Linked DNA regions of Homo sapiens: all the other regions are linked to region 2. A link is a loop called in an ENCODE intact Hi-C map of the cell type or tissue named here. Cell type or tissue: CD4-positive, alpha-beta T cell. All regions are shown on one strand.

Region 1 (8,000 bases), 490 kb before region 2:
CAAGAGCCAAACTCCAGCTCAAAAATAAAAAAGAAAAAAAATAAGGCCAGGTACGGTGGCTCACACCTGTAATCCCAGCATTTGGGAGGCTGAGGCGGGTGGATCACCTGAGGCCAGGAGTTTGAGACCAGCCTGGCCAACATGGTGAAACCCCATCTCTAATAAAAATACAAAACATTAGCCGGGTGTGGTGGCACATGCCTGTAATCCCAGCTACTTGGGAGGCTGAGGCAGGAGAATCACTTGAACCTGGGAGGCGGAGGTTACAGTAAGCTGAGATTGTGCCATTGCACTCCAGCCTGGGTAACAAGAGCAAAATTCCATCTCAAAAAATATTAAAAATAAGGCCAGAGGTGGTGGCTCATGCCTGTAATGTCAGCACTTTGGGAAGCCGAGATGGGTGAATCATTTGAGGTCAGGAGTTCGAGACCAGCCTGGCCAACATGGTGTAACACTGTCTCTACTAAAAATACAAAAAATGCCGGGCATGGTGGCGGGAGCCTGTAATCACAGCTACTCTGGAGGCTGAGGCAGGAGAATTGCTTGAATCTGGGAGGCGGAGGTTGCAGTGAGCCGAGATTGTGCCACTGCACTCCAGCCTGGGCAACAGAGCGAGACTGTCTCAAAAAATAAATAAATAAATAAATAATAAAATAAGTAAAATAAAATAAAAAAACAGGGAAGGGGCCGGGCGTGGTGGCTGAAGCCTGTAATCCCAGCATTTTGGGAGGCCAAGGCTGGTGGATCATTTGAGGTCAGCAGTTCTTCAAGACCTTCCTGGCCACTGGTAAAACCCCATCTCTACTAAAAATACAAACAGTGGCCAGGTGTGGTGGCTCACGCCTGTAATCTCAGCATTTTGGGAGTCCGAGGTGGGTGGATCACTTGAGGTTGGGAGTTCAAGACCAGCCTGACCAACATGGAGAAACCCCATCTCTACTAAAGATACAAAATTAGCAGGGTATGGTGGTGCATGCCTGTAATCCCAGTTATTCGGGAGGCTGAGGCAGGAGAATCACTTGAACCCAGGAGATGGAGGTTGTGGTGAGCCGAGATCGTGCCACTGCACTACAGCCTGGGCAACAAGAGTAAAACTCTGTCTCAAAAAAAAAAAAAAAAAAAAATACAGGCCAGGCACGGTAGCTCACGCCTATAATCCCAGCACTTTGGGAGGCTGAGGCGGGCAGATCACAAGGTCAGGAGTTCAAGACCAGCCTGGCCAAGATGGTGAAACCCCCATCTCTACTAAAAAGACAAAAAAATTAGCTGGTGTGGTGGTGGATGCCTGTAATCCTAGCTACTCAGGAGGCTGAGGCAGAGAACTGCTTGAACCTGGAAGGTGGAGGTTGCAGCCAAGAGGGTGCCACTGCACTCCAGCCTGGGCGACAGAGAGAGACTCTATCTCAAAATAAATTAAAAAAATACAAAAATTAGCTGGACGTGGTGGTGCATGCCTGTAATCCCAGCTACTGGGGAGGCTGAGGCAGGAGAAGTGCTTAAGCCCAGGAGGCAGAGGTTGCAATGAGTTGAGATCATGCCACTGTAATCCAGCATGAGTGACAGAGCAAAACTGTCTCAAAAAAAAATTAAAATAATAATAAAAAAAGGGAAGGGAAGGGCGCCCACGGGGCTCTCAGCTACACAGGGCCAGATTTATGTTCCTCAATCCCAGTTATCCAAACTTCTCAGGTAGCTTAGCTAGAGCAATACAACCCAACCTGAAGACTCTGCTGATTTCCCTCCCTAGCTCAAAGGAAACAGAAACAGAAACATACCTTGGGGAGGTGTTTGCTGATAGCCTGGTACTGGGCCATTGTAGGCTCCATAGGGAATGGCGGGGGCTGTGGACCCTGATTGCCCACCATAGCTGGACTGATGATACCCTGGGTAGATGGGCTGGGGCTGCCCAAATGGTGGCACAGGTGGAACTGACTGGTTGACGTTCATTATGAAAGCATTCCCAATTTGATCTCACCTGTGAGAGAGAGGAGAAATTAGTCAAAATGAACTTTCTAAAGAGAGCAACTATTCAGGGCAGGAAGTAGAGATAAAAAGAAATTGACCTTATCAGACAGTGATCAGTTTAATAATCCTCACACTTCCACAGGATCTTAGTAATTTTCTGCCCCAGCCAGCATTCAGATTATCTCCTAAAAGCAAGGATTTTGTTATTCTGACCATCCACCCTTTGTCACTGTCTAAATAGTATAAATTTCAACTTCAGACAGATCCACTGAAATGGAGCAGCAGCCTCCATTCCCCAGTGGTATGATTTCTAGTGTCTAGTCACACAGTCTTGTGGCTGATGAACTACCTTGATGTTACAGGTGAAAGAAACAATGTTCCCACTTTCCATTCATTCACTCTAGCATCCATTCATTCAGCAAACATCGAGTACCCTCTAGTGTGCTGAACAATTGATTTAAAATCAATCAGGCTAAAAATCTAAAACAGATCTGCTAAAATCCTTCCCCCTCAATGACAAAATTTAGGCTGAGTTACAGAAATGACATTCTTTAGCTAAACTGCCATAATACAAATGATACTCCAACCCAAGTCTTTCCACCAAAAGAGTGTATGGACCTTAAAACTGAAGGTTTTTTTTTTTTTTTTTTTTTTTTGAGACGGAGTCTCACTCTGTTGCCAGGCTGGAGTGCAGTGGCGCGATCTCGGCTCACTGCAACCTTCACCTCCTGGGTTCAAACGATTCTCCTGCCTCAGCCTCCCGAGTAGCTGGGATTACAGGCGCGTGCCACCACACCCAGCTAGTTTTTGTATTTTTAGTAGAGACAGGTTTTCACCCTGTTAGCCAGGCTGGTCTCGATCTCCTGACCTCGTGATCCACCCACCTTGGCCTCCCAAAGTGCTGGGATCACAGGTGTGAGCCACCACGCCCGGCCAAAACCGAAGCATTAAAATCAATAAAAGTTGGCCAGGCACAGTGGCTCATGCCTGTAATCCCAGCACTTTGGAAGGCCAAGTCGGGCAGATCACTTGAGGTCAGGAGTTCATGACCAGCCTGGCCAACACGGTGAAACCCAGTCTCTACTAAAAATACAAAAACTAGCCGGGCATGGTGGCACACGCCTGTAATCCCAGCTACTTGGGAGGCTGAGGCAGGAGAAATCGCTTGAACCCGGGAGGCGGAGATTGCAATAAGCCGAGATCGTGCCACTGCACTCCAGCCTGAGCAATAGAGCAAGACGCCCTTTCAAAAAAATAAAAAATAAAGGACACCTGAAAACTCTAGCAAGGTAACAGATTAAAACCAAGTGCAGAACAGGCACCAAAACTTCTTCACATAATCTGAGGAAACAGTTCAAGAATCAGGGGCAAAGTTAGAGTTAGATTTCATGGAAAAAAATCATTCACCTCATCCCTCAAGCAGAAGACTATGAATATTCTAAATTCCAATGCACTTCTCCAACTCTCCTGTTTCTGCTCCCCTTACGATTGTTATGAATCTCAGCCACCATCAAAATTATTACAATCTTGCTCATCAACACAGGGATGAATTAGAGGGCCTTTTCTAAACAGGGTCCTTCCAAGAAAACTATCTCATCACATCTACTTTCAACAGCTGTATCATTCCAATTATCCTGTAGACAGAAGGGGCCCAGAAAGCAGGAGCACTCAGAGTTGCTGCAAAGGGAACAATGGACCTCTCCCCCTTTGCTAGAAGGGCCACCTTGACTATAGAAAAGGAGCTGATCCTGGTCTAAAACTCTTTAAACTCAAAGTTATCTCAATAGCTGTTCTTCCAAACCCTAAACCTTACAGAGGTAGGTCACTGACACTAAGTTTAAAATATGTCCTCTCCCTTTATGTTTCCAAAGCCGGGGGGAGGGGTAAAGAAAGGAGCTTCTTCTCCAGAAAATAATCCCCTCAAACACATTCAAGAGCTTGGAGTCAGACTGAAGTCTCGACTCCATTCTGGGTGGATAGTCGAGGGTGACAACCCAAGGGGGCGGGGCAAGCTTCCTAGAACTCTGAAAGTAGTCAAGCCATGGAGCCTCGGAGAGCCGAGGATCAAAACCGAGAAGCCAAGTCGGCTTCTAGGGCCACGTTAAGAGAGGGGGCTGCTCTGTTAAGCACAGAGACCAAACGTCTTGCACCTTTTAACAGGCTCGGGGCAGGAAGCAGGAGCCGGAATCTGGGCCGGGAGACGAAGGGATGGTCTAGGACCTGCTCCTGGATGGTGGATGCGTGAGGTGAGGGTCTCTACCCAGGCCCCGCCCCCAGGCTCCTCCCTTCTTTCTGAAACCGGACCCCAATCTGGCCAGTAATACCCTGACCTCTCCTTTGCTTTCCTACCCGCCAACCTCCCGATGCCACTCCTCACCCGGCTCCAGATCCAGGTTAGACTTCGTTCCTAACGTCAAGGCTCCCAGGCTCCACTTCCGGTTCCGAGGGGGCCGTCCCGTCACCCCCGGAAGTTCCTCCTCCACGCTTTAGGGCCGGGCCACTTCTTCTGCCACGTCTGCATTTCGGGGACCCGGATGCCGCGCATGCGCCTCTTTCATCTTCCCATCATGGCCGCCGCCTGTGCGCCTCTGCTGAGTCGTATGTATTTCCCTCCTGACATTTTTTTTCAGATGTTCCAGTCACTTTATGGCCTCACCAACAGAAATGAGATTAAAAAGAATTTGTCAAACTATCTTTAATAATGCCCCTTCACTCTGCCTGTGACGTATTAGTGACCTCTGAGCTAGAGTCTTGTAGTCACTTCCTGGTGACCCCTGACCCCGTTGATTTCCGTCCGCTAGGTTGCTCTCACCCATGGCGTTTGCTGGTTATGAGATTTGCGGAACGTGTGGTGGTGGTAAAGGGCACCAACTGTTGTCAACCTGCATGTGGGGGTCTGAGGTCTGGCTCTACAGCTTGTAAAATGGAAATAATAATGCCCAGAGGATGAAATTAGGCCACATAGGCCGCTTGGCATCATAGTAAGCACTCAGTAAAGGTCAATTGTTATTAACCATTTTTATACAGCGCCTTTGTTTAGGTGCAGAGCTTTATCAGAGCCAAAAGATCTCTGCGCTCTGTTGGAAAAGATAGTTCCTGCAGTAATTATTAGTACCCCATTTAATGGCTAAGTAATTATAGCTAACAGTGCTAGGATTTCTTTTTCATATATGACTTCATTTGAACTTTTCAGTACTATTTGTTGATTTCATAATTTTTCGAGCACTGCTGTTGAAACTGCCTTTGCAAAATTACAACTGAGGAAATTATGATAGTGGAAGAAATCAGACTTAACCGACTCCATCTTGCTTCTAACCTTTAAGCTGTCCTTATTCATTCCTGGGTGTAGGTGGAACTAACTTTGGGGAGGAATTCAGTTTATGGTTTGAAACAAAATTGATAATAGCCCCTTCCCGAAAAGACCCCCTTCTTGCCTGGGGACCAGTCTGTCTTTACAGGACTAACAAATTAGCTACAAGATTACAAATTACAGTTTAGGGGACATGCAGCCTCTCGCTCCAAGAGTCTGAACCTCCCCAAATTGCTTTTAGGAATAACATAACTATTGTAAAACCTAAGATTAGTGCTTGAGATGTTTTGCAGACCCTGCACTCATTGGATCAGCTGACTACCTAGACCAGTAACCTGGCTCAATCAGTTCTGCCATTCCACCCAGGAACAGAAAACAGCAAGAAAACCTCACTTTGACTCCCTGTGATTCCGTCTTCAACCTGACCAATCAGCACTCCCCGCTTCCCAAGCTCCTACTCGCCAAATTATCTTTAAGAACTCTGATCCTCAAATGCTCAGGGAGACTAATTTGTGTAATAATAAAACTCTGGTCTCCCACACAGCTGGCTCTGCGTGAATTACTCTTTCTCCATTGCAATTCCCTGGTCTTGATAAATCAGCTTTGTCAAGGCAGCAGGCAGGGTGAACCCACTGAGCGCTGACATTGTGTGCCAAGCCATGTTCTTGGGTCTGGAAATAGAGCAGTGAACAAAAGTGTTTGTTCTCATATTATTGACAGTAAATATCAGTTATTCTGAGGCACAGAGTGGTTTATTCACTGAAAAATTTGCACTTTAGGCTGTGCTGGAAACTATATATTAGGCATTGAGCATGCTTTACTAAACAAGCAGATTGTTCTTGTCCTCTGTTTTGTTTTGTGACAGTCTTGCTCTGTCTCCAGGCCGGAGTGCAGTGGCCCAATCTTGGCTCACTGCAACTTCCGCCTCCTGGTTTCAAGCGATTCTTATGCCTCAGACTCCCGAGTAGCTGGGATTACAGGCATGCGCCACCACCCCAGCTAATCTTTGTATGTTTGGTATAGACAGGGTTTCACTATATTGGCCAGGATGGTCTTGATCTCCTGACGTTGTGATCCGCCCCCCTTGGCCTCCCAAAGTGCTGGGATTACAGGTGTGAGCCACTGCGCCCAGCCTGTTTTGTTTTAGAGACGATTTTGCTATGTTGCTCAGGCTGGGCTCAAGTGGTCCTCCTACCTCAGTAGGAGTAGCTGGGTAGTTGAGTAGCTAGGGCTACAGGTATGTGCCCCCACATCTGGCTAATTTTTTGTAGAGGTGAGGTCTCCCTGTGTTGCCCAGGGTGGTCTCAAATTCCTCCCACCTTAGCCTTCCAAATTGCTGAGATTACAGGTGTGAAGCCACCACACCTGACCTATCAGTTTATAGTCAGTGGTTAAGTGTGATCCTCAGATCAGCAGTATCAGTAACACCTGGAAACTTGCTTGAAATGCAAATTTCAGACCCGCTTTACATAGATAAGAGCCAGAAATTCTGGAGGTGGGGCCCAGCAAGCTATGGTTTAAGGCCCTCCAGGTGATTCCATTGCTGATTGAGAACCACTAGTCTAGATGAATAATTTGCCAAATTCAACTAAGATATGTTGAGCACCTGACCTAAACTGGTCCTCTGCTAAGCATTTTCACATGATTCATCCCACTTGACTCATATCGATATAGGAAAGTAAATATCCTCTGTCTTGCTTAAGGTTGCACCCACTAGGGCCGGGCATGGTGGCTCATGCCTGTAATCCTAGCACTTTGGGAGGCCGAGACAGGCGGATCACCTGAAGTCAGGAGTTTGAGAGCAGCCTGGCCAACCCTGTCTCTGCTAAAAATACAAAAATTAGCTGGATGTCGTGGCACATGCCTGTAATCCCAACTACTCAGGAGGCTGAGGAAGGAGAATCGCTTGAACCCAGGGGACGGAGGTTGCAGTGAACCAAGATTGCACCACTGCACTCCAGCCTGGGACACAGGGCAACACTCCATCTTAAAAAAAAGGTTGCACCCCTGATAAGTGGTAGATCCTAGATTCAGTTTCTTTCTTCCCCCTCCCCCCACCTTTTTTTTTTTCTATTTGAGACAAGGTCTCTGTCACCCAGGCTGGAGTGCAGTAGCATGATCTTGGCTCACTTCACCCTCTGCCTCCCAGGCTCAAGTGATCCTCCCCACTCAGCCTCCCTAGTAGCTGGGACTACAGGCATGTGCCACCACTCTTAGCTAACTAAGTTTTGTATTTTTGTAGAGATGGGGTTTCACCATGTTACCCAGGCTGGTCTCAAACTCCTGGGCTCAAGCAATCTGCCCGCCTTGGCCTTCCAAAGTGCTGGGATTACAGGCATAAGCCACCATGCCCGGACCATAGTTCATAGTTTCTTTCTTTTTTTTGTTTTTTGAGAGTCTCACTCTCAAAAGGGGTATGGGGCGGCTCCAGGGCCAGGGATGGGACGGCCACAGTTGCGGCAGCTCCAGGACGAGCAAGTGGATCCCGGGAAGCGCTGTGAGCTCCCGAGCCAGCCGGGAGGACGCTTACTACAGCTGCTCAGAAGCACTGCTGGAAGCTCAGATGTGGGCGCCCCAGCCAGAAACCTAGAGGGGTACAGGGAAACTACCGAGAAGCCCCTCCTGATGCCCCAGGGAGCAAGCCAACTCCTTCCAGGCTCCAGGAACACCACAAAGCAATATGAAACCTGTTCATGAGAGGAGTCAGGAATGCCTTCCACCAAAG
Region 2 (8,000 bases):
CTCAATTCAGAAGTTCTTAACTGGAAGGTGTAGAAGCCTCTGCCTTAGGTGTAGGTGCCTCTGCCTTAGCTGAGGCAATGTATTTTCCTTACCATAATGTTTATGACCTGTCATCATCACCAACTGCTGCACTTTTTTCAGGTTGGACGGCAATTAGAAGCTGAGCAGGCCTACAAGTACATGATCAAGGTATGACACAGATGCCTCTGTCATTTGCCTGCCCCATGTTAAGGGTGGGAAATTAGGAGGGAGGTACTGGCTTAATTCAGGACTTTCATAATGTGAATATTTTTCTAGAGGCTTTTCTTACCATCTTTGCCATTATCGTGGGGCTGCTGGGTTTGTAATAACAACCTACATATTACCATAGGTGATCTTTCTTCCAGCTCTTTAGAGAGAATATATAATAGTTAATAGAAAGATAGCCTGGGAGTCAGTCAACCTGAATTATGATTCTGGTTTTGCCATTAACTTACTGTGTTAATAATATTGTGGGCTTCATTTTCCTCGTGTAATATGTAGGGGTTGGTCTAGTCTAGGGATCAGCAAACATTTTCTGTAAAGGGCAAAATAGGAAATTTTGGGGGATTTGTAGGCCAAACAGTCTGTTGCAACTACTAAACTCTGCACTTGTAGTACACAAGCAGCTATAGGTGATACATAAGTGAATGGCTGTGTTCCAATACAATTTTACTTACAAAAAAACAGGTAGTGGCCAGGCATGGTGGCTCACGCCTGTAATCCCAGCACTTTGGGAGGCTGAGGTGGGTAGATCACAAGGTCAAGAGATGGAGACCATCCTGGCTAACATGGTGAAACCCCGTCTCTACTAAAAATACAAAAAAATTAGCCGAGCGTCTTGGTGGGCACCTGTGGTCCCAGCTACTCTGGAGGCTGAGGCTCCGTCTCAAAAACAAACAAACAAACAAAAACAGGTAGTGAGCTGGATTGGCTCATGAACAACCCCTGGTCTGTTCTATCAGTTACATATACATATATATTTTGAGACAGAGTCTTGCACTGTTGCCCAGGCTGGAGTGCAGTAGCACGATCTCAGCTCACTGCAACCTCCACCTCCCGGTTCAAGTGATTCTTGTGCCTCAGCCTCCCAAGTAGCTGGGATTACAGGTATGTGCTACCATGCCCAGCTGAATTTTTTTTTTGAGATGGAGTCTTGCTCTGTCTCCCAGGCTGGAGTGCAGTGGCGCAATCTCCACTCACTGCAAGCTCCGCCTCCCGGGTTCAGGCCATTCTCCGCTTCAGCCTCCTGAGTAGCTGGGACTACAGCCGCCCGCCACTGCCCCCAGCTAATTTTTTGTATTTTTAGTAGATAGGGTATCACCGTGTTAGCCAGGATGGTCTTGATCTCCTGACCTTGTGATCCCCCCGCCTCGGCCTCCCAAAGTACTGGGATTATAAGCGTGAGCCACCACGCCTGGCCAAATTTTTGTATTTTTCATAGAGACAGGGTTTTGCTATGTTGGCCAGGCTGGTCTCAAACTCCTGGTCTCAAGTGATCCGCCCACTTCAGCCTCCCAAACTGTTGGAATTACAGGTGGGGGCCAACATGCCTGGCCTGTTCTATTAGTTATGAATTGCAAGTAACTTGACTTGAAAGACAGTGGTTTAAACAAATTAGTTTTTTCTCATCTAATGAAAAGTCCAGGGCTCGTACCGCAGCTCCACAATGTCATCAGGGACCCAAAATCTATCTTTGTGCTCCACCAATTGTAGCCTGCAGTTTCTATCCCTCATAGTTGCAAGACAGCCAGCGTAGCTTACTATCATATTCATGTTTCAGGCAAGATAAAGAACAATAAGGGGAAAAGGAAAAAGGGGCCATGCTACTTCAGTTCCCTTTAAAGGACTTTCCCTAAATAAAGGGCTTCTCCAGGTGTCCTACCCAATGACTTTAGTTTACATTTCATTGGGTGGCAATTGGTCATGACTACCTCTAGCTGCATGGGAAGCAGGAAAATGTGGCTTTTTAGCTGACTGCATTACTGCCTTGAAAAGAAATTAAGATTTTGTTAGTAAGAAAAAATAGGTATTCTGTAGGCTCCTAGATGTCTCTACTACATATCTAGATTCTAAAACTAAAACCAGATCTAATATAAGCCTATGATTTCTGTCTCTGATTCCCTGATATCACTTGCCAGATGGGAATACTATGCATTAGCCAAGAGATGCTGGTAATAATGTGAACACTTTTTAAAAATAAAAAAAGTAAATTTTAATGAAGTTATCTTACAAAAAAATGTACAAATCATGACCGTGCATAGTGCTTGATGAATTTTCACAAAGTAAACATATCCATGTAACCAGGACAAGGTTCTAAGGTCTTCTACTGGAGTTTTCATGAAGTAGGGAAATAGGAAGAGCCAATTCCATCCCAGGGAACTATGTTCTTTAGCCGTAGCCCCACAAAAGAGGGGTCTTCAAAGCCACATAAAGTATATCACGTATGACATATATCTTTCCCTTTCTTCCTCTTTCATGTAGCTGAAATTGAAAGATGAGGCTCTGCTTGCAGAGATCCACACACTACAGGAAACAGTTGGCTTTGGAAATCCATCTTTCTGATACCCCTCCAGCTGAACAATTTTCTGCATGGGACTCTGAGTTCCTTTCCTTCCCAGAGAGTTTTACCGTATGAAGCCTGGAGCTGGAGAACGAAAGAATCTTCACTATAAACAGAGACCCATTCATTTATTTCCATTGGCTGTGTTACTGGATGTTTTACTGGTTGACGAGAAACTGGGTCACAATAAAAAAATGGAGATATGAAACTCAAAATTCATCAGCATGGTTCTGGAGTTAACGTATACTGAGTTACATGTAGGTATTTAGTTATATAAATAACTATAGTGTAATTGCTATAATAATTATATGGCATATATATACATACAATAAAATTAAGGTATAGTGGGGTCATTATTAGGGTTTCTGATGAAAGCTTATTGGATCACTCCTGGAGGAAGTCAGGTGCTAAGGTTTCTGGACAGGTTCAGTTAACTGAAATACAGGAATTAAGGCATCATTTTCAAAGGTGGCCCTGGAGGAAGACTGCTATGCTGGGTCACTGTATTAGGGCAAAGAGCATGCTAGCCCTTTGGAACTAACAGTAAACGAAAAAGCTGAACAGAGAGGTCTTTGCTGAAGGTGGAGCTATTGACACCTTCTCACCAAACACAGGCATCTTCATGGATCTAAACCACTAGGGCTCCAAGGAGACACCGTTACCCTCATCACCGAGGTCATATTCTAGGGCTACAGATAAAAAAAAAAAAAATCATACTTCACCTCTGCCCTGGATCACAGCACGGCAAAAGCAGGAATAACCCCTCCTTTTTTTTTTAAGGTGTGACTGCCTCGATAGGGGTGGGACGACAACAGGAGAAAAGGTGAGAGGTAAATTAATTTTGGTTAACGAGAAGGATAAAGTAAAATCTAGTCACTTACAATCCTTCTCCTAGTCTCGGCCCTGACACTACCTCCTCTGTGAAGTCTTCCTTAGCAAGCACTAGGTTTGCCTTCTCTGCTCGCTGTCCTTGCGCTGAGTACTACTGATCGCGCTAGTTTCTCTGCTGTCATCTCACGGTCTCCCCAGCGGACTGTGAGCTCCACGAGGAAAGAACAGCGCCCTTTAGTATTTGCGTTCTCAGCGTTGCGCCTCGGCACCAACGCTTGCAAGATGGATGGCTTTTGTAGCACTTTCCTTGGCGCGCCTGGGATTCGCCTAAAACTTCTGACTCCAGCAGGGACTCACAAGTCTGAGAGGGATCGCACCGCCACTCCCACAAGACACCACGAGAAACGCCTCTTTTGCAGCAGTTTAAGGTACGTTAGGGGTCACCGTGTTGCATTGTGGGAAGTATAGGGCGGCAAGCGGAGGAGGCGTGGCGAGCGGATCATCCGCTTCCGGAGTCGAGGTTTTCGGGCTTGTACCGCTTGGCGGTGCGGCCTGGTGTCGGCTTGCAGGTTCTTTCTGTGTTTGTTCTCTGCCCTGCCAAGGCCGTAGAGCTGGTGCGTGCGGGTAGCGGGGCTCTCCGAGGAGCCGCACGCCGGCGGCACCATGGTCCACCTCAGTGAGTCATCGGGCCACCGCGAGACGTTCCGGGCGGTCACGGGGCTCGGGAGTTCGGGGCCGGGTGGGGAGAGCTCTCCCAGGCGCGATGGAGGCAACCCGAACCTGAAGCAGCCACACTGCCTTACATTTGATCCTTCTCTCAGTTTTTTCCCCACTTAATCACCGCTGAAAAATTTCCACCCCATTGAAGCAGCTAAGGCTCCGACAAGGTCACAGAGCCTAGTGAATGGCAAGCCCATGCGGGGTGGGTTTGGGTATGAGGAGGAGGTCATTGCTGGCTGGACTGGCCAAGAGGGGTTTCACAAAGAAGAGTAGCATCTAAACTGGATTGACAGGAATGGATTGGAAGTGAGACATTTCAGTGGGAAAAGGGAATTGTGCCGTCTGTGTCATTTTGTCCTTTTTGTGCTGTTTTTTGTGTCCTAACCAGCTGCTTTTCTACAGCTACTCTCCTCTGCAAGGCCTACCGTGGGGGCCACTTAACCATCCGCCTTGCCCTGGGTGGCTGCACCAATCGGCCGTTCTACCGCATTGTGGCTGCTCACAACAAGTGTCCCAGGGATGGCCGTTTCGTAGAGCAGCTGGGCTCCTATGATCCATTGCCCAACAGTCATGGAGAAAAACTCGTTGCCCTCAACCTAGACAGGATCCGTCATTGGATTGGCTGCGGGGCCCACCTCTCTAAGCCTATGGAAAAGCTTCTGGGTAACTCAGCTCTGGTCTTACCTTATTGAGGGGATTTTAAACTGAAGTCAGCTCCAGGACAGTAGGTGTAAGAATGATTTTCGGCTGGGCACGGTGGCTCACGCCTGTAATCTCAGCGCTTTGGGAGGCCGAGGCGGGCGGATCACCTGAGGTCAAGAGTTTGAGACCAGAGTGGCCAACATGGTGAAACGCTGTCTCTACTAAAAATAAAAAAAAAAAATTAGTTGGGCGTGGTGACACGCACCTGTAGTCTCAGCTACTGGGGAGGCTGAGGCAGGAGAATCGCTTGAACCCAGGAGGCGGAGGTTGCAGTGAGCCAAGATCGCGTCACTGCACTCCAGTCTGGGCAACAGAGGGCGATTCCATCTCAAAGAAAAAAAAAAAAGAGTTATTTCATTCCCTCTAGGCTGTTCAGGACTGAAGTGGGAGCTGAAGTTGTGATCTAATTGGCATTTTGAATCTGGAGGCCCCTTTTGTGGACTCCTTTGTAAGACTTTGGGTGACTGGTATTTTATGCTAAAAATAGGAATAGTATGTTTTGAATGGCCATCTGTCAGTTTACGTTTTTTAAAGTAAGGGGAATATTGTTAGGGAAGTAGACATCCACTGTCTCCTTGCCGGGGAGAAGTAGTACAGAGTTTGGCAAGTGAGGAGCATGGTTTGCATCCATGCACTGGGTCAGATCTCAGACCTCAGTTCTGTGAGACAGAGTTCCTAGGGAAGCATTGGCTTATACTGTGTTATAATAAGTGAAAAATCTGTTACTTTTAGGTCTTGCTGGCTTTTTCCCTCTGCATCCTATGATGATCACAAATGCTGAGAGACTGCGAAGGAAACGGGCACGTGAAGTCCTGTTAGCTTCTCAGAAAACAGATGCAGAAGCTACAGATACAGAGGCTACAGAAACATAAATGAGCTGACTTTAGTGAGCATAGCAGTGGGAACAAGGTCAAGGTCCTTTTGAAACACTGCAGCGATCTTAATTTTGTTAGATTTGGAGTTCAATAAATGGAGTATCCTGAGTTGCCCTTGCTCTTCTGGCCTGGCCTGCACAGGGCCCAGGGAGAGATTTGTTCTTGTGTGACTTAGAGCTGGGTGTGGGTACTAATTAGCTTTTTTCGACTTTGTCTTGGGATAGACAGTGGCTATGGGAGGATTGGACTTTTGAGTTGGGCTCTGGGTCTCTTGGACAACTTTACAATTTACTGGCTTCCAAGACTTCCTGCTTCAAAACCCCCAGCCAGACTATTCATGGCCCATTCAGATCTTCATGTTCATCCCACAAGTGCAAGAACAGTTAACCTTTCTTAATTGATTTTTGTAATTGGAGGTTTATATTGTCTTGCCTAATGCATATTCTCTTTTTTTTTTTTTTTTTGAGACGGAGTCTTGTTCTGTTGCCAGGCTGGAGTGCGGTGGTGCAATCTCAGCTCACTGCAATCTCCACCTCCTGGGTTCAAGAGGTTCTCCTGCCTCAGCCTCCTGAGTAGCCGGGGAGCTACAAGCATGCACCACCACACCCAGCTAATTTTTTTTTTTTTTTTGAGAGGAGTCTCGCTCTGTCGCCCAGGCTTGAGTGCAGTGGCGCGATCTCGGCTCACTGCAAGCTCTGTCTCCTGGGTTCATGCCATTCTCCTGCTTCAGCCTCCCGAGTAGTCCCAGGAGTAGCTGGGACTACAGGTGCCCACCACCACACCCAGCTAATTTTTTTGTATTTTTAGTAGAGATGGGGTTTCACCATGTTATCCAGGATGGTTTTGATCTCCTGACCTCGTGATCCGCCCGCCTTGGCCTCCCAAAAGTGCTGGGATTATAGGCGTGAGCCACCGCCCGGGCAAATTTTTGTATTTTTAGTAGAGATGGGGTTTCACCGTGTTGGCCAGGATGGTCTCAATCTGACCTTGTGATCTGCCCACCTCGGCCTCCCAAAGTGCTAGGATTACTGGCGTGAGCCACCACTCCTAGCCTTAATGCATATTCTTAAATATACAAAGGTAGATTTGTTATGAAAATTGCTTTGGGGCTCTAATAACCTACCTTTTAAGAATGAGAAACTGCTGGGCTTAAGGGAGTTCAGTATGAATCAAGATTGAACCATTCAAATGTGGCTGTGATTTCTGCATATATCATAGATGGGATCCTTCTGAGAATACTGGAATAGGGAATTAGGACACCAAGCCAATTCAGCTGTGAACCTTATTCTTGTACTTTTCTTTCTTGCTGGTAATTTTATGGAGCAGGTTAAGAAGGCTGCTCTGTGTTAGGATAAACTGTATACCAATAATGTTGACAACCTGTAATGAGTGTTGCATTTTACTTCTTGTATCTTTTCCTTCCTACCTTGATGCCAGTAATCTATAAGGGATCTTTATAGTTTGAATGTATTTGAATAACTTCAGTATACTTTAGTTCTACTTTTTTATTTGACTCACAACCATTCTTAGGTCTCAAGTATTCCCATGTGTTTTAAAAGCCTGAAGTCAGTGAGATGAAATTCAACATCAAGAATTTGAAGTAACTTGTAAGGAAAAATAATATAAAGATACCATTGGGGCAGTGGCTCACACCTGTAATCTCAGCACTTTGGGAGGCTGAGGTGGAAGGATCACTTGAAGCCAGAGTTTGAGACCAGCCTGTGCAACACAGCAAGACCCCGTCTCTACAAAAACTTAAAAAATTAGCTGGCTGTGGTGTTGCTCACCCATAGTTCCAGCTACTCGGGAAGCTGAGGCAGTAAGATCACTTGAGCCCAGGAGGCCGATGCTGCAGTGAACTGTGATTGTTCCACTACAGTCCAGCCTGGGTGACAGAGAAAAGAAAAAGAAAACATTACATAATTTGGCTAGAGCATAATAATTTGATTTTCTGGTTTTTGAAAATTTGAGTTGCAATAAAAGGATATTTCAGTGTGCGATTTCAATTTTCCGTAGCAAATGTATATATAGAAAAATGTTAAAATAGATGTATTTGAATACCTTAAAAAATACAAGAAACTGGAAGAAAGATAATATTGCAAAGCATCTACATATATCCTAGGCCTTTTGTGTACAAGGTTATTTGTGACAATTGTAAGGTATTATGAAGGCAGGTAGGATTATCTCCGTTTTACAGATAGGGAAGCTGAGGCCTAGAGGTGGAAACTTGCCCAGTGATGTAAGATTCATCTCCCGGTTATGCCCTCCTGGAAAGCCCTTCCCAACATATT
Region 3 (8,000 bases), 390 kb before region 2:
CAGGACAATTGCATCCCTGCTCACTGCAGCCCCCAACCCCCACTCCAAAGGGGTACTTATGTTTAAGAAACGGCGGCAGAGAGCCAAGAAGTACACCCTGGTGAGCTTCGGGGCTGCTGCTGGGACAGGCGCTGAGGAGGAGGACGGCGTTCCCCCCACGAGTGAGTCCGAGCTGGACGAAGAAGCCTTCTCTGACGCCCGCAGCCTCACCAATCAATCTGACTGGGACAGTCCCTATCTGGACATGGAGCTTGCCAGGGCGGGCTCAAGAGCATCAGAGGGCCAGGGCTCTGGGCTGGGAGGGCAGCTGAGTGAGGTCTCTGGGCGAGGGGTGCAGCTCTTTGAACAGCAGCGCCAGCGCGCAGACTCCAGCACCCAGGAACTGGCACGGGTCGAACCAGCAGCCATGCTCAACGGGGAAGGCCTGCAGTCACCACCTCGGGCCCAGAGTGCTCCCCCAGAGGCAGCTGTGCTCCCACCCAGCCCCTTGCCGGCGCCTGTAGCCAGCCCCAGACCCTTCCAACCAGGTGGTGGAGCCCCGACCCCAGCTCCAAGCATCTTTAACCGGTCAGCCAGGCCCTTTACCCCGGGCCTACAAGGGCAGCGGCCAACTACCACCTCGGTTATTTTCCGGCCTTTAGCCCCCAAAAGGGCGAACGACAGCCTGGGGGGCCTCAGCCCCGCCCCACCCCCCTTCTTGTCTTCGCAGGGGCCCACCCCTCTGCCCAGCTTCACTTCAGGGGTTCCCAGCCACGCGCCAGTCTCTGGTTCCCCCAGCACCCCACGCTCCTCGGGCCCTGTGACAGCCACCAGCTCCCTGTACATCCCAGCCCCTAGTCGGCCTGTCACCCCAGGTGGAGCTCCAGAGCCCCCCGCTCCTCCTAGCGCAGCTGCCATGACCTCCACCGCTTCTATCTTCCTATCTGCGCCTTTGCGACCCTCTGCGCGCCCAGAGGCGCCTGCCCCAGGCCCAGGGGCTCCTGAGCCCCCCAGCGCTCGCGAGCAGCGCATCTCTGTGCCAGCTGCCCGCACGGGTATCCTGCAGGAGGCCCGGCGCCGGGGGACCCGGAAGCAGATGTTCCGGCCGGGAAAGGAGGAGACGAAGAACTCGCCCAACCCCGAGCTGCTATCGCTGGTACAGAACCTGGATGAAAAGCCTCGGGCCGGGGGTGCAGAATCTGGTCCTGAAGAAGATGCTCTGAGCCTCGGGGCTGAAGCCTGCAACTTCATGCAGCCAGTAGGGGCCAGGAGTTACAAGACCCTGCCTCACGTGACACCTAAGACCCCCCCTCCAATGGCTCCCAAGACCCCGCCCCCTATGACTCCTAAGACTCCACCCCCAGTGGCTCCTAAGCCCCCATCTCGAGGGCTCCTTGATGGGCTCGTGAATGGGGCAGCCTCTTCGGCTGGAATCCCTGAGCCACCAAGGCTGCAGGGCAGGGGTGGGGAGCTGTTTGCTAAGCGGCAGAGCCGTGCGGACAGGTATGTGGTGGAAGGTACACCTGGTCCTGGTCTTGGCCCTCGGCCTAGAAGTCCTTCTCCTACCCCGTCTCTGCCCCCTTCCTGGAAATATTCACCCAACATCCGTGCCCCGCCTCCTATTGCTTACAACCCACTGCTCTCTCCCTTTTTCCCCCAGGCGGCCCGAACTCTCCCTAAGGCCCAATCCCAGGGGCCTCGGGCAACACCCAAGCAGGGCATCAAGGCTCTAGATTTTATGCGGCATCAGCCCTATCAACTTAAAACTGCCATGTTCTGTTTTGATGAGGTTCCCCCGACTCCTGGCCCTATCGCCTCAGGGTCCCCCAAAACTGCCCGAGTCCAGGAGATTCGCCGGTTTTCCACTCCGGCACCCCAGCCCACTGCAGAACCCCTGGCTCCCACTGTGCTTGCCCCCCGAGCAGCCACTACACTGGATGAGCCCATCTGGAGAACAGAACTGGCCTCAGCCCCTGTTCCTAGCCCAGCCCCTCCTCCAGAGGCTCCCAGGGGCCTTGGGGCTTCTCCCAGCTCCTGCGGTTTCCAGGTAGCCAGGCCCCGATTTTCAGCCACCAGAACAGGATTGCAAGCTCATGTGTGGAGGCCTGGGGCAGGGCACCAGTGAACAGGCACAGGTCCCAGGACCAAGGAGAGGTGGAACATCCAGTTCCTAAAGTTGCTTCTCCTACCCTATCCCATCCCCTGTCACGCATCTGGAAGCTAAATTGCCTCCTGCCAGAGATGGTTTCCAAGTTGATGTCCCCTTCCCCCACCTTCCTCCTCACTCTCTACCTCCCTGCCGCTTTCCAACCAAGTATGTCTGCTTTGGTATCTTTGCCTCTCTTTGTCTCTGCATTTCCTTTCCTGGATCTCTGTCTTTATTTCCAGGCTTCTCCACCCATATTCCTCCACAGATCTCTCTTCCTTGACATTTGTGCTTTTCTCCCTGGGCCTCATTTTAATGTTCAGTGAGAAGTAAACAGAGCAGAAGTGACCACTGGGACTTCAGGCAAGAAGCTCACCACCAGGCACACAGCAAAGGGACTGAACTGACCCCTGTTTGCACTAAGCCACCCCCACCCCCCACTCTGCTTTCCCAAGCTTGACTGGCATATACCTAGGCCTGTGTGTGTGTGTGTGTGTGTGTGTGTGTGTGTGTGTGTGCTCTTCCGTCTAAGGCATGAATAAGAGGGGAGGTCAAAATAAAGACCCAATCTGAGGCCGGGCACGGTGGCTCACGCCGGTAATCCCAGCACTTTGGGAGGCCGAGGCGGGCGGATCACGAGGTCAGGAGATCGAGACCATCCTGGCTAACACGGTGAAACCCCATTTCCACTAAAAATACAAAAAATTAGCTGGGCGTGGTGGCGAGCGCCTGTAGTCCCAGCTACTCGGGAGGCTGAGGCAGGAGAATGGCATGAACCTGGAAGGCGGAGCTTGCAGTGAGCTGAGATTGCGCCACTGCACTCCAGCCTGGGCGACGGAGCGAGACTCTGTCTCAAAACAAACAAACAAACAAAAGACCCAATCTGAGTCTTATCGTTGTACTGATAGAAGGGTCAGATATCCCCACATGGAGTTGAGTGGGAGAAAGAGATTCACTAGAGAATAACTCCTTAGAGACCAATGTCTGTAGCAGGTGTACAGCATCTTGTGAAAGTTATGGAGCATGAAAAGACTGAAGGGCCAGGACAGTTTGCATGGGCTGAGTTATACCAGCTAGACCAGGAATAGAACAAAGAATTCTATACCTCAGGATTTCAAAAAGTTAGCAACTTGAGAGGCCAGTGCTGAGCAACCCAGTACCCAGGAAATGAAAAAAAGAAAGAAAATTCCCTCCGAGAATGAACAAATCATTGGCTTCATTGCCTCATGAGCTTGAGAGAAAGGAGAAGAGAGCCAGAGTGTGGCAAGTGAGGCCAAAATCAGAAGCATGGCAGAAATGAGTGTAAGTGATTGAGCCACAGACAGAAGTGTGGCGAGGGACAATGCCATATTGGGAGAAGGTAAAGTTGAGTAACAAGAAACCAACCGTGTGTGAGAGGGGGATTGGAAAAAAATTTGAGGGAGAAGAATGTTAGAATGGAAGGGAATGATGGTGGAAGGGAGGTGTGAGGGTGTGTGCTGAGTGTTGAAAGAACGGTTGGTGTCTGTGTGATTTTCCTTGAGTCTGTTCTTCAGTGTGTCTTCTGCAGCTTGCCATGACTGCCTGGGAAAGAGTAGGGAAATACCCAGAGCCAAAACCTCCTTTCAGTCCCACCCCATCCCTCAAAACCCCAGCTATTGCTTCTTTTCAGCTTCAGGTCCTGATCTCCAATCTTAGTATGGACTCCCTTCTCACCAAGACCACCACCAGCTACGTTTGCTGTGTAATCTGGAAAGTGATAATTTCCTTTGCTTGTTGGGTGTGAGTCACAATACTTTGGTTTGTGCACAAGAATAAATTTATGCCCCATACCTTCTGTTGCTGTTATCTTCTAGTTTTATTCCTAAATCCTGATCTCTCCTTAATCTTCTTTAACCCATTCCCCTGATCTGATTTCTGATCTGTCTCTTTTCCTGCCCTCCCATTTTTCATCCTTTTGCCCTTTGTTCCCAGGTCTTTTGCTCTTTTATACAAATTCTGTCCTGCTTTGATTTAGCCACCTCCATCACTCTTCTTGGTTCCCTCTCCCCACAGTCTTCATCCAAGTTCTCCCCTTTCCCTCCCTTGCCTCATACTTTCTAGGTAAGGCTTCAGTTCACAGAACTCAGAGAAGTTGGAAAGGCCCTCTGAGCCCTTTGCTATCAACATTTCCTCGCTCCTTAGAGGAAGCAACCATATTAAACAGTCTCTGGGAAGTAAATGAAGAGAAAGCAATGGCTGGAGGGCTGGAGGGGAAGGTGGGATGGGAGAGGGAAGAATAAAGCTGAATTGAGACTACTAAAGAAGGGAGGGCGTTGGAGGTAGGTGAGAATTAGACTTCAGAGAAGGAAAGTGCCATTGCTCTGATTCTGCCAGCAGAGGGCACATTTGTGCCAATAATCAGACCCAGGCCGCAGACTCTTCCAAGTGCACTGTCTTAGAATTCCAAAAAAAGATCTCAGAGACCATAGGTTAAATAGCCTGTCTTCACCCACTCAGTCGTTTTGGGTACTCAGTTGAAGGAGATCAAACTTTCAGTTTGTTTTTGTTTTTGAGGGTGAGGGTGGTAGTGATGATGAAGTCACCTTTAGCTATTTATAGTTCTTCTTTTTTTTTGAGATGGAGTCTCCCTCTGTGGCTCAGGCTGGAGTGCAGTGGTGCGATCTCAGCTCACTGCAACCTCTGCCTCCTGGGTTCAAGTGATTCTCCTGCCTCAGCCTCCCAAGTAGCTGGGATTACAGGCACGCACCGCCATGCCTGACTAGTTTTTGTATTTTTAGTAGAGACTGGGTTTCACCATGTTGGCCAGGCTGGTCTTGAACTCCTGACCTCAAGTGATCCACCCACCTCGGCCTCCCAAAGTGCTGTGATTACAGGCATGAGCCACCACGCCCGGCCTATTTTATCTTCTAATTGCTTCCTTGGGTTGGGAGGGGATGGAGGAGGACAAAAGATGAGGGGTCTGGAGGCATAACTAGCCTGGGCAGAAGCCAACTGTGAGGGGATACCTTTTAGGGTCTCCACAGGATGGAAAAAGGACATGGTCAGGAAGAGTAAAGAGCTCAGAAGGGGACAAAGGAAGTTACAAAAGCCACTTCCTGGTGCGTGCCTGTAGTCCCAGCTACTCAGAGGCTGAGGTAGGAGGATCACTTGTGCCCAGGTGTTCAAGTCCAGCCTGGGCAACATAGTGAGACCCCCATCTCTAAAATAAAGAAAGAAATAATTTTTTAAAAAGCCAGCTAGGCACAGTGGCTCACGCCTATAATCCTAGCACTTTGGGAGGCTAAGACAGGAGGATTGCTTGAGCCCAGGTGTTTGAGACCAGCCTGGGAAACATAGTGAAACCCTGTCTCTACAAAACATATGAAAATTAGCTGGGCGTGGTGGCATGTACCAGCAGCCCTAGCTACCTGGGAGGCTGAGGTCGAAGGATTACCTGAGCCTGGGGAGGCTGAGGTTGCAGTGAGCCAAAATTGTGCCACTGCACTTCAGCACAGGCAACAGAGTGAGACCCTGTCTCAAATAAATAAATAAATAAATAAAGCCACTTCCTCAGGTAGCAGCAACAGGGTTGTGGTGGCTGCAGCAGAAGTGCTGCAGCAACTGGTTCCAGAATCTAAGCAGAAGGTGGAGGAAGATCATGCAGCTACTGAAGAAGGGCCTGGGGAAATGATAGGCTTTCCCCAAAGGGGCTTTCAAGCCTGTGGCCCTGCCCAGAGACTCCGCTGGAACAGTACAAATGGCACAGTCCAGATCCTATGTGGTATGTGCTCCCTTTGCAGGAAATCTCAAGTAGAAACCTCAGAGAGCCTGTAATCCCAGCACTTCGGGAGGCTGAGATGGATGGATCACGAGGTCAGGAGATCGAGACTATCCTGGCTAACACGGTGAAACCCCATCTCTACTAAAAATACAAAAAAAAATTTAGCCGGGCGTGTTGGTGGGCGCCTGTAGTCCCAGCTACTCGGGAGGCTGAGGCAGGAGAATGGCGTGAACCTGGGAGGTGGAGCTTGCAGTGAGCCGAGATTGCGCCACTGCACTCCAGCCTGGGCAACAGAGCGAGACTCCGTCTCAAAAAAAAAAAAAAAAAAGAAGAAGAAAAGAAACCTCAGAGAGCCTATATGTGCTTCTCAGGGAGACATCGATGTCTATCCCGCACAGCAGGTTGAACTGAGCATCTCAACAGCAAATGGAGGTTAAAAGGCAGATCCTGGCTGGGCGTGGTGGCTAGAGAATAACTCCTTAGAGACCAGATCCTGGCGGTGGCTCACGCCTGTAATTCCAACATTTTGCGAGGCCAATGTGGGTGGATCACCTGAGGTCAGGAGTTTGAGACCAGCCTGGCCAACGTGGTGAAACCCCGTCTCTACTAAAAATACAACAATTAGCCGGGCATGGTGGTGGACACCTGTAATCCCAGCTACTCAGTAGGCTGAGGCAGGAGAATTGCTTGAACCCAGGAGGTGGAGGTTGCAGTGAGCCGAGATCGCACCACTGCACTCCAGCCTGGGCAAAAAGAGCGAAACTCCATCTCAAAAAAAAAAAAAAAAAAATGCAGATCCAAGTGTTTGTCTTTTATTAAAACTGCCAGAGCTCAAGAGGAAAGAATAGGGAGTGAGGCAGACAGAATAATTGTCAAGTCTTCCCCACATCATTCCTTTGTAGGAGGTACTGGGTTTAGTTAATTTGGTCCCTTAACCTGCCAAGATCTAGCCCTTACCGAGAAAAGACCAACCTATCCAGGAACTTTAAAAGAGCAGTTCCACTGTGAAGACTTCCCTTTTTGTCCCCAAATATAGCACTTTAAGCCCTCCCTGCTCCAAATACACCCACAGGTCTCTCCACTCTGCCCTGGATTGGCTCTGTGTGGCCCTCAGGGCATGTTCCCCAGACTCTCTCTCTCTGACTGAATTCCTATCCAATACTTGCTGTCTACTTCCTGTCTCCCTCTCAGTCTTCAGTTTCTCCCTAAGTGCTTCTTTGGATCTCAGGCTCTAGGTGCAATGTGAAGGGGAGTCCCTGGGCAGACTGATCCCTGGCTCAGACAGTTCAGTGGGAGAATCCCAAAGGCCTTTTCCCTCCTTCCTGAGCCTCCGGGCAAGGAGGGAGGGATCTTGGTTCCAGGGTCTCAGTACCCCCTGTGCCATTTGAGCTGCTTGCGCTCATCATCTCTATTAATAACCAACTTCCCTCCCCCACTGCCAGTGCTGCCCCCACGCCTGCCCAGCTCGTGTTCTCCGGTCACAGCAGCTCAGTCCTCCAAAGCTGCTGGACCCCAGGGAGAGCTGACCACTGCCCGAGCAGCCGGTAAGTCTCCAGCTCTATCGTTAGAAAGGCTGGAGCCCACTGTGTTGACTTCTGTGTCTGTGTCTACAATTGTGATTCTTGATCCTGGGGGAGTCTCCCCTCTCCTCATCTATGCTCAGCTCCCAGCTGTCCAGTTGGAAGGAGAGGGGAAGGAGAGTTGGAAGGAGAGGGGCCCAGGAGGTTGGGGGGAATGGAGATGTCGGGGGAGGCACTGGAAGAATGGGAAGGGAGACCCCACTAAGTCAGTAGAGTTGCAGATGTATTTTTTGAGACAGGACTTAGAAGAGGACAGCATTTCACTGAGTGCCAACTTCTCTTAAGAAGGGATTGGAGTCCATCTTATCCCAGTTTGTCCCTTTCCATTGCCAGATCCTATTACTATGTTTCTGCCCCACCTCAATTCCCCACTGCTATGATATTGCTGAATTGACGTGTCGGGATTTGAATGCTCCCTACCCTTCCCAGTTCCACACCTGCCTCCACTCTGGGGTCTGTGGCGGGAGTGATTGCAGGAGCAGGGCCATGACTTCCCAGGCCATGTTCCAGCTGGCCTGATGAAGGAGCAACAACCTCTCCTTCCTATGGAGAG
Region 4 (8,000 bases), 140 kb after region 2:
TGAATTGCCAAGAGGGTTATACTTTAAGCCAGAATGGGATCACTCTGTAATATTAAGGAAAGACAAACTCAATAGGAGTCAGGTGATCTTGTTTCTAAATTGCATTTCTACCCCTAAGTAGCTATGGGATCTCAACATTTCAGTACTTCTTTCATGATCTAGAAAACTGAAACCTGTTCTACCCACTTAGAGTAAGAATGAAGTAGAAGGAATCCTGTAGATAAGAATATATAAAGTCACAACATTAGGAAATTTTTTCAGAAGGCAGCTATGCAAATTCACATGGATCCAAGATATTTTCTATTTTTTTGTTGCTCATTGGGAAAGAAAAAAAATCTGTAACTAAATAATCCATTCTGGCCAAGATGGTCCCTTTAAATTGTATATCAGTATTTTATTCCCCATGAAAAGTACCTCTCACATTGGCAGTAAAAAAAGTCAAGAATTCATTACAGTTAAATAACCAACCACCCTTTTCACTGTGTCTGAGGAAAGCCAGCTTTGACACTAAATGACCGAGGAACATCTAAAATTTAGTCCTACTTCTTGGTTGCATAATTATGAATCACTGATGATGAATTCTTGGACAGTTTTGGCTACAATCTATGTCCTAGCCATGGGTAAAATATATTTAGCAAATGACATTCAACAAAGTATTTATTGAGTACTGACTTTATTCAGGGTCCCTTAAAGAACACAAAAATGTAAAAGATGAAAATCCCTGCCCTCAAGGAACTCTAGCAGGAGAGAGAAAACAAATATATAGCCAGCTTTCACAGAAGGCAGTATGCAATATGTGGGTTGCAAAGCACTCTAGGAGATTATTAAAAGTATTATTCCTACTTTAATAACCCCAAAACTAGTGTGATATACTATAAAAAATGTATTTAAAGTCATTATTTCTGGCTCATACACCACTCAGAATGTAAACTGGTATGATATTTTTACAGGTTGATTTGGAAATATCTATTAAAGTGTCAAATAATAAGCCTCTCTTTTTCCTCAGCAATTCCATGTTTAGGAATTTACCCTAGGAAGGAAAGGATATGTACAAGAACGTTAACTGAAAATTATGATAAAATGGATTAATACGCGACTTAAGAACAAATAGAAGGGCTGGGTGCGGTGGCTCACGCCTGTAATCCCAGCACTTTGGGAGGCCGAGGCGGGCGGATCACCCGAGGTCAGGAGTTCGAGACCAGCCTCACCAACATGGAGAAACCCCATCTCTACTAAAAATACAAAATTAGCTGGGCGTGGTGGCACACGCTTGTAATCCTGCCTACTTGGGAGGCTGAGGCAGGAGAATCGCTTGAACCTAGGAGGCAGAGGTTGCAGTGAGCAGAGATCGTGCCATTGCACTCCAGCCTGGGCAACAAGAGCAAAACGTCGTCTTAAAAAAAAGAAAAAGAACAAATAGAAAATAATATAACAGTGAAAAAAATATATATATATAGTAACAGGGAGAGAGACTTAGAACACATTATTAAGTAAACAAAAAAAGCAAGGAGGAATTGGAGGTGATACTAGTCAAAGTGTACAAAGTTTCAGTTAGGATGAATAAATTCTGGATATCTATTGTGTTGTATGGTAACTATAGTTCATAATATATTATATACTTGGAAATTACTAAGAAAGTAGATATTAAATATTCTCAACACACACAAAAAATGTGAGGTGATGAATATATTAATTTGCTAGATTTAATCATTTCACAATGTATACCTGTATCAAAACATCACATTGTAAACTATAAATATATACTTTTTTTGTCAAAAAGTATATATTATACTTTAATACCTTAATATTATACCTTAATAAAGCTGGAGAAAAAAACAGGTAACAGTTGGTTAACATGACCTAATTATTTATAAAAAAAAGGACACAGACATACCAATATACATAAATTATATGTATTTAATTATATTTTTCTTTCTATTTTTTTTTGAGACGGAGTTTCGCTCTTGTTGCCCGGGCTGGAGTGCAATGGCGCAATCTCGGCTCACCGCAACCTCCACCTCCCGGGTTCAAGCGATTCTCCTGCCTCAGCCTCTCGAGTAGTTGGGATTACAGGCATACGCCACCACGCCTAGCTAATTTTGTATTTTTTTTAGTAGAGATGGGGTTTCTCCATGTTGGTCAGGCTGGTCTCGAACTCCTGTTCTCAGGTGATCTGCCTGCCTGGGTCTCCCAAAGTGCTGGGATTACAGGCAAGAGCCACTGCCCCCGGCCTTATTTATATTTTTCAAATGACTAGAAGTATACATACCAAACTATTAAAGAGTGACTAATTTGGGGGAGTGGGATGAAGACAAATATTGAAAAAGGTGCCTGTAATTTTTATTTTGTTCATTTTTCTGTACTGAAAAAAAAATTAGCCATGTGTACTTATTCCTTTTAAGACAAAAGAAAAGCCTAATAAAATAGTAGTTCCTGAGACTAACTGGTTAATGAGGCTACCTCCATGCCACTGTTCCCCAAAACACCTCACCATATTCCATGAGCCAAAGGGAATTCATTTGGTGAGTTTCTTGGACCTTGGGAACTGCTGCCTGATGTTTTGCCTAGTTTCTGCTACTAAATTAACCTTAGCCAGTTGTAGATTATCATGGCTGCTGACTCATGAGCTGATGGTCACAGAGCTATTTATGTTTTTAAAAGTACAATGTTTGATAGAGATGAAAGGTAATAGCAGTCTTACCCAACTACTAAATGATGAGGCAAGGTGCTTTAACATTAAGAGTTTCTTTGAACTCCCCAACACAAATGATTCACACGTTTCTTATCCTGTTCATCTTTCCAGAAGAAAGATTATAAAGTACTACAGCGTGACAAAAAAGCCCATCTTGTAGTGAGCCGAGATCGCGCCACTGCACTCCAGCCTGGGCGACAGAGCGAGACTCCGTCTCAAAACAAAAAAACAAAACAAAACAAGACAAAACAAAAAAAGCCCATCTTGAATCTAGTGGTTACTTCCACCGTGAAGAGGCCAGGTTCCCTAGTATTTAAGAGACCTTTTTTTAGGCCGGGCGCGGTGGCTCACGTCTGTAATCCCAGCACTTTGGGAGGCCGAGGTGGGCGGATCACGAGGTCAGGAGATCGAGACCATCCTGGCTAACACGGTGAAACCCCGTCTCTGTTAAAAATACAAAAAAAAGTGGCTGGGCGTGGTGGCGGGCGCCTGTAGTCCCAGCTACTAGGGAGTATGAGGCAGGAGAATGGCATGAACCCAGGAGGCGGAGCTTGCAGTGAGTGGAGATCGTGTCACTGCACTCCAGCCTGGGCGACCAAGTGATACTTCGCCTGTGTTTAGAGTCCGTTTCTCCACGACTGTGGACCTCCATGGGACAGGGAAATATGGAAAACTGAGGAACCACGGGAATACAGCTTTGAAGGTCTCACTGACCTGCTTTATAGTTTGCTTTCTAAAAAATAATTTTCCCTCCTTTAAAAAAAAATAAAAATTAAGGCACAATGTGAGAGGTTGGCAAGTTCCATTTTTAAATGACTCTCCAAAAAAGTATCAGAAAATGATGAGCTGTGGTTACTGATGTAGCTCCACAGTTATGAGGCAAAACTATGGTTATATCCCTGGTTTCTGCAAAAAGGAAGAGATTAAGCTAAAATGTTAAAATGCTGTGACCACGACCTTTTTTCAAGTTCTGATCATGCCTCCCTGTGAAGTCCTTCCTGCACTTAGAAGCTGAGCAGGTTTCTGTTTCACTGTACTCACTCTGAATTCTTTTCGGGGCACCTTCCTAGTCCTCAGGAATCAGCACAAAAGAGGAAACTCCAAATGTTCACGTTCAACGGCTTCCGTTCCCTGGAGGGACCATTGCTGCTTCTGCCACACTTCCCAGAATCCTCCTAGAGATGCACTCTGGGAATTGTAGTTCAGTTCCCAGGCATGCTGCTGTGTTCTCCAGCTGCAAGTTAACCATGATTGTCAAAAGCATGAACATCTAAGATCTTATTACCAAGAGAACTACTGTATCCTTGGAGAAAGTAGGTTAGTATTAGATCCATTTTTTAATTAAAAAAAGATAAAGTCATTAAGTCCACCCTCATACACAGAAGGCATATATTATGAGGCTGGGGAGAGGATGAAGCAGGGGTGGGAATCAAATACCTTTTAACCTTAGTATATCTCTAGTTCTCTCTCTGCACACTTTAGAACTAGCTCTAAAATTTCATGAAGTTCTTCCAATTTAAAAGGATGGGACTCTGTATAGGTATGTATAGATATGTTTGAACTTATGGTAGGATTCATTTCTTGATCAGAGGAAGCGCATTCCATTTGACTGGAAGTAGTCTCCTAGAAGTGTGTCCGGAGTTGGTTCCTTCCAGTGGGTTCTTGGTCTTGCTGACTTCAAGAATGAAGCCGTGGAGCTTTCGGTGAGTGTTATAGCTCTTAAAGGTGGCACGAACCCAAAGAGTGAGCAGCAGCAAGATTTATTGTGAAGAGCGAGAGAACAAAGCTTCCACAGCGTGGAAGGGGACCCGAGTAGGTTGCCGCTGCTGTTGGGGGTGCCAGCTTTTATTCCCTTATTTGTCCCTGCCCACATCCTGCTGAATGGTCCATTTTACAGAGCACTGATTGGTCCATTTTATGGAGTGCTGATTGGTCCATTTGACAGAGTGCTGATTTGTGCATTTACAATCCTTTAGCTAGACACAGAGTGCTGATTGGTGCGTTTTTACAGAGTGCTGATTGGTGCGTTTACAATCCTTTAGCTAGACACAGTGCTGATTGGTGCATTTACAATCCTTTAGCTAGACACAGAGTGCTGATTGGTGTGTTTACAATCCTTTAGCTAGACACAGAGCACTGATTGGTGCATTTTTACAGAGTGCTGATTGGTGTGTTTACAATCCTTTAGCTGGAAACAGAGTGCTGATTGGTGCGTTTACAATCCTTTACCTAGACACAGAGCGCTGATTGGTGCATTTTTACAGAGTGCTGATTGGTGTGTTTACAATCCTTTAGCTGGACACAGAGTGCTGATTGGTGCATTTTTACAGTGTGCTGATTGGTGCATTTACAATTCTCTAACTAGACAGAAAAGTTCACCAAGTCCCCACTCCACCCAGGAAGTCCAGCTGGCTTCACCTCTCAGCAGAGCTACTTTGGTGCTGCTCTCTTCTCGTTTTACTACTGAAGTTACTTGCCTATGAGAGAAGACACTTTTTTTTTTTTTGAGATGGAGTTGCTCTGTCGCTCAGGTTGGAGAGCAGTGGTACGTACAATCTTGGCTTACTGAAACCTCCTCCTCCGGAGTCAAGTGATTCTCCTGCTTCAGCCTCCCGAGCAGCTGGGATAACAGGTGCACACCACCATGCCTGGCTAATTTTTGTATTTTTAGTAAAGCCAGGGTTTCGCCATGTTGACCAGGCTGTCTTAAACTTCTGACCTCAAGTGATCCACTCGCCTCAGCCTTCCAAAGTGCTGGGATTACAGGCGTGAGCCACCGCACCCAGCCAAGAGAAGAAGTCCACTCATTCAACATGTATTTAATGAGTACCCAATGTGCCTAGGACTGTTATAGGGATAGGATACAGCAGGGAACAAAACATGAAAATCTCTGTCCTCATGTAACTTACATTCTAGAAGGGGAAACAAACGAGTAAATATACAATGTGTCGTGGTTATAAAGCTTAAGAAGAAAAATAAAGCAAGATAAGTAGAGGGATTATTTTGCTATTTTATATAGGATGGTCAGCCTCATTGTTAAGATAATATTTAAACAAAGACCCTGAAGAAGGTGATGAAGAAACCAAATTTATATCTATGGAAAGAGATTTGTAGACAGAGCAAAATAAGCATATGCAAAGGCCCTGGGGTGGGAGTGTGCCGTTTGAGGAAAGGCTAGGAAAGAGCATGGTGATCAGAGATGAGATCAGAGTAGGCCGGGCATGGTGGCTCATGCCTGTAATCCCAGCACTTTGGGAGCCCGAGGTGGGCACATCATTTGAGGTCAGGAGTTTTAGACCAGCCTGGCCAACATGGTGAAACCCTACTAAAAATACAAAATTAAGCCAGGTCTGGTGTCACATACCTGTAGTCCCAGCTACTTGGGAGGCTAAGGCACAAGAATCGCTTGAACCCGAGAGGCAGAGGTTGCAGTGAGCTGAGATTGCGCCACTGCACTCCAGCCTGGGTGACAGAGCGAGACATTGTCTGAAAAAAAAAAAAAAAAAATCAGATTGGTTCATTATCCTTAAGGAAGACACAGAAAATTGTAGGGAAACAAGATATAAAGTCAATGGATTCTAAGGATGCTTAGGGGGAAATTGGGGCTCTAATAATTTAAAAAGTCAAAATAACTTTTTGTAGTAATTGTTAAGTGCTATAATAATAAAAATAGCTCAGACTGAGCATTTGCTGTGTTCCAGGCACTATGCTAAGTGTCCCACATATTTGTCATTAATCCTCACATCCTATGAAATCTGTATTAAAATTTGTACTTTAGGCTACGTGTGGTGGCACACGCCTGTAATCCCAGCACTTTGGGGACTGAGGTGGGAAGATTGCTTGAGTTCAGGAGTTCAAGAAACCAGCCTGAGCAACATGACAAAACACCATCTCTACAAAAAATACGAAAATTAGCTGGGCATGGTGGCATGCACCTGCGGTCCCAGCTACTCAGGAGGCTGAGATAGGAGGACTGCTTGAGCCCAGGAGTGAGCCGAGATCATGATGCTGCACTCCATCCAGCTTGGTGACAGAGACACCCTGTCTAAAAAAAAAAAAATTGCACGTTACAGATGAGAAAACATAGGCTTAGAAAAATTAAGTAGGGGAGGCGCGGTGGCTCACACCTGTAATCCCAGCACTTTGGGAGGCCAAGGCGGGTGGATCACAAGGTCAGGAGTTTGAGACCAGCCTGGCCAATATCGTGAAACCCCGTCTCTACTAAAAATACAAAAATGAGCCAAGTGTGGTGGCGTGCTCTTGTAGCCCCAGCTACTCGGGAGGCTGAGACAAGAGAATCGCTTGAACCCAGGAGGTGGAGGTTGCAGTGAGCCAAGATTGAGCGACTACATTCCAGCCTGGGCAACAGAGTGAAACTCCATCTCAAAAAAAAAAAAAAGAAAAGTAATTTGTCCATATTTACACAGCTAATCAGTAGAAGTGTTGGGATATTAAACTAAATCTGTCTTAAGAAAGAATCTGTACTTTTGACCACCATACTATAGACCTGGATTGTATCTCTGACTGGGTGTGAGGTAGAGAAGTTGAACATAAATATTGGAAAATATTGGAAGGATTGAAAGAATCCCATGTTCATAAATTGGAAGGCCTAATTTGGTTAAAATGGCATATTCCCCAAATTGATCTACAGATTCAATGCAATTTCTATTAAAATCTCATCTGGCTTTTTTTGCATAAGCAACAAAGGAAAAAATAAGACATCAAAATTTTAAGAACTTTTGTGCTACAAACAATATCATGAAGAATATAGAAAGATAACTCACAGAATTGGGAAAAATTATTGCAAGACATGTATCTGATAAGGGACTTCTATCTGGAATATATAAAGAACACTTAAATAACACAGTAATAAAAAGATAAACAACCAAATTTTAAAATGAGCAAAGAATCTGAATAGATACGTCTTCAAGGAAGATAGAAAAATGACCCATAAGCACATGAAAAGATTTGCATGGGAAATGCAAATCAAAATCATAATGAGATATCATTTTATACCCAATAGGATAGCTACAATCAAAATGCAGATAATGACAAGGAGTGGTGAGGATGTGGTGGAATTGGAATCCTCATACACAGCTGGTAAAATTGTAAATGGTGCTGCCGCTTTTGAAAACAGTTTGGTGGTTCCTCGTAAAGTTAAATATAGAGTTACCAAATGACCCAGCAATTTAACTCCTGGATTTATATTCCCAAGAGAATTGAAAACAAATGTCCACAAAAACTTGTAAATTAATTTTTGTGAAGCATTATTCACAATATTCAAAAAAAGTACAAACAACCCAAGTGA

The links. Hi-C counts contacts between places; a loop is a spot of excess contacts. Peaks named below come from ENCODE experiments on the same cell type or tissue, not always from the same donor. Only the 100,000 strongest peaks of a DNase experiment are listed, where the experiment ranks them.
Region 1: it touches region 2 in a loop (3.0-fold over the local background); 7 of 110 quality-filtered maps call a loop at or near these places.
Region 3: a loop joins it to region 2, with 9 times the contacts of the local background. A loop is called at or near these places in 29 of 110 quality-filtered maps.
Region 4: a loop joins it to region 2, with 3 times the contacts of the local background. A loop is called at or near these places in 4 of 110 quality-filtered maps.

What each region holds. Positions count from the first base shown.
Region 1 is chr10:73,740,780-73,748,779 of GRCh38, reverse strand. SEC24C (SEC24 homolog C, COPII component) reads right to left here and starts at 4,408. Exons shown (of 23, transcript NM_198597.3): 1 at 4,343-4,408; 2 at 1,776-1,975. The coding sequence starts at 1,947. It overlaps LOC124902453 (a long non-coding RNA gene), which reads left to right and starts at 4,515. Exons shown (of 2, transcript XR_007062195.1): 1 at 4,515-4,563; 2 at 5,569-5,816. RefSeq lists enhancers at 3,893-4,459, 4,360-4,789, 4,460-5,027, 3,867-5,066, 6,732-7,299 and 1 more. In CD4-positive, alpha-beta T cell, no CTCF peak of the experiment used is centred here; DNase peaks (open chromatin) are centred at 3,999 and 4,479; H3K4me3 peaks cover 1,988 bases; H3K27ac peaks cover 1,683 bases.
Region 2 is chr10:73,248,558-73,256,557 of GRCh38, reverse strand. MRPS16 (mitochondrial ribosomal protein S16) reads left to right here and starts at 3,914. Exons shown (of 3, transcript NM_016065.4): 1 at 3,914-4,088; 2 at 4,535-4,795; 3 at 5,567-7,709. The coding sequence starts at 4,076. The coding sequence ends at 5,706. It overlaps CFAP70 (cilia and flagella associated protein 70), which reads left to right. Exons shown (of 28, transcript NM_001367801.1): 27 at 142-189; 28 at 2,503-2,796. The coding sequence ends at 2,583. All of the region lies in intron 2 of DNAJC9-AS1 (DNAJC9 and MRPS16 antisense RNA 1), which reads right to left. RefSeq lists a silencer at 657-832 and enhancers at 3,519-3,778, 3,899-4,188, 3,628-4,195. In CD4-positive, alpha-beta T cell, no CTCF peak of the experiment used is centred here; DNase peaks (open chromatin) are centred at 3,227 and 3,877; H3K4me3 peaks cover 2,061 bases; H3K27ac peaks cover 1,868 bases.
Region 3 is chr10:73,640,822-73,648,821 of GRCh38, reverse strand. It overlaps MYOZ1 (myozenin 1), which reads left to right and starts at 7,348. Exons shown (of 6, transcript NM_021245.4): 1 at 7,348-7,411. SYNPO2L (synaptopodin 2 like) reads left to right here. Exons shown (of 4, transcript NM_001114133.3): 4 at 1-3,936. The coding sequence ends at 2,104. RefSeq lists enhancers at 408-1,111, 4,675-4,724. In CD4-positive, alpha-beta T cell, CTCF peaks have their summits at 4,292 and 4,494 (motif pointing right); DNase peaks (open chromatin) are centred at 1,191 and 4,491; H3K4me3 peaks cover 1,000 bases.
Region 4 is chr10:73,106,301-73,114,300 of GRCh38, reverse strand. NUDT13 (nudix hydrolase 13) reads right to left here and starts at 3,846. Exons shown (of 9, transcript NM_015901.6): 1 at 3,734-3,846. RefSeq lists a silencer at 6,874-7,114. In CD4-positive, alpha-beta T cell, no CTCF peak of the experiment used is centred here; DNase peaks (open chromatin) are centred at 3,260 and 3,850; H3K4me3 peaks cover 966 bases; H3K27ac peaks cover 582 bases.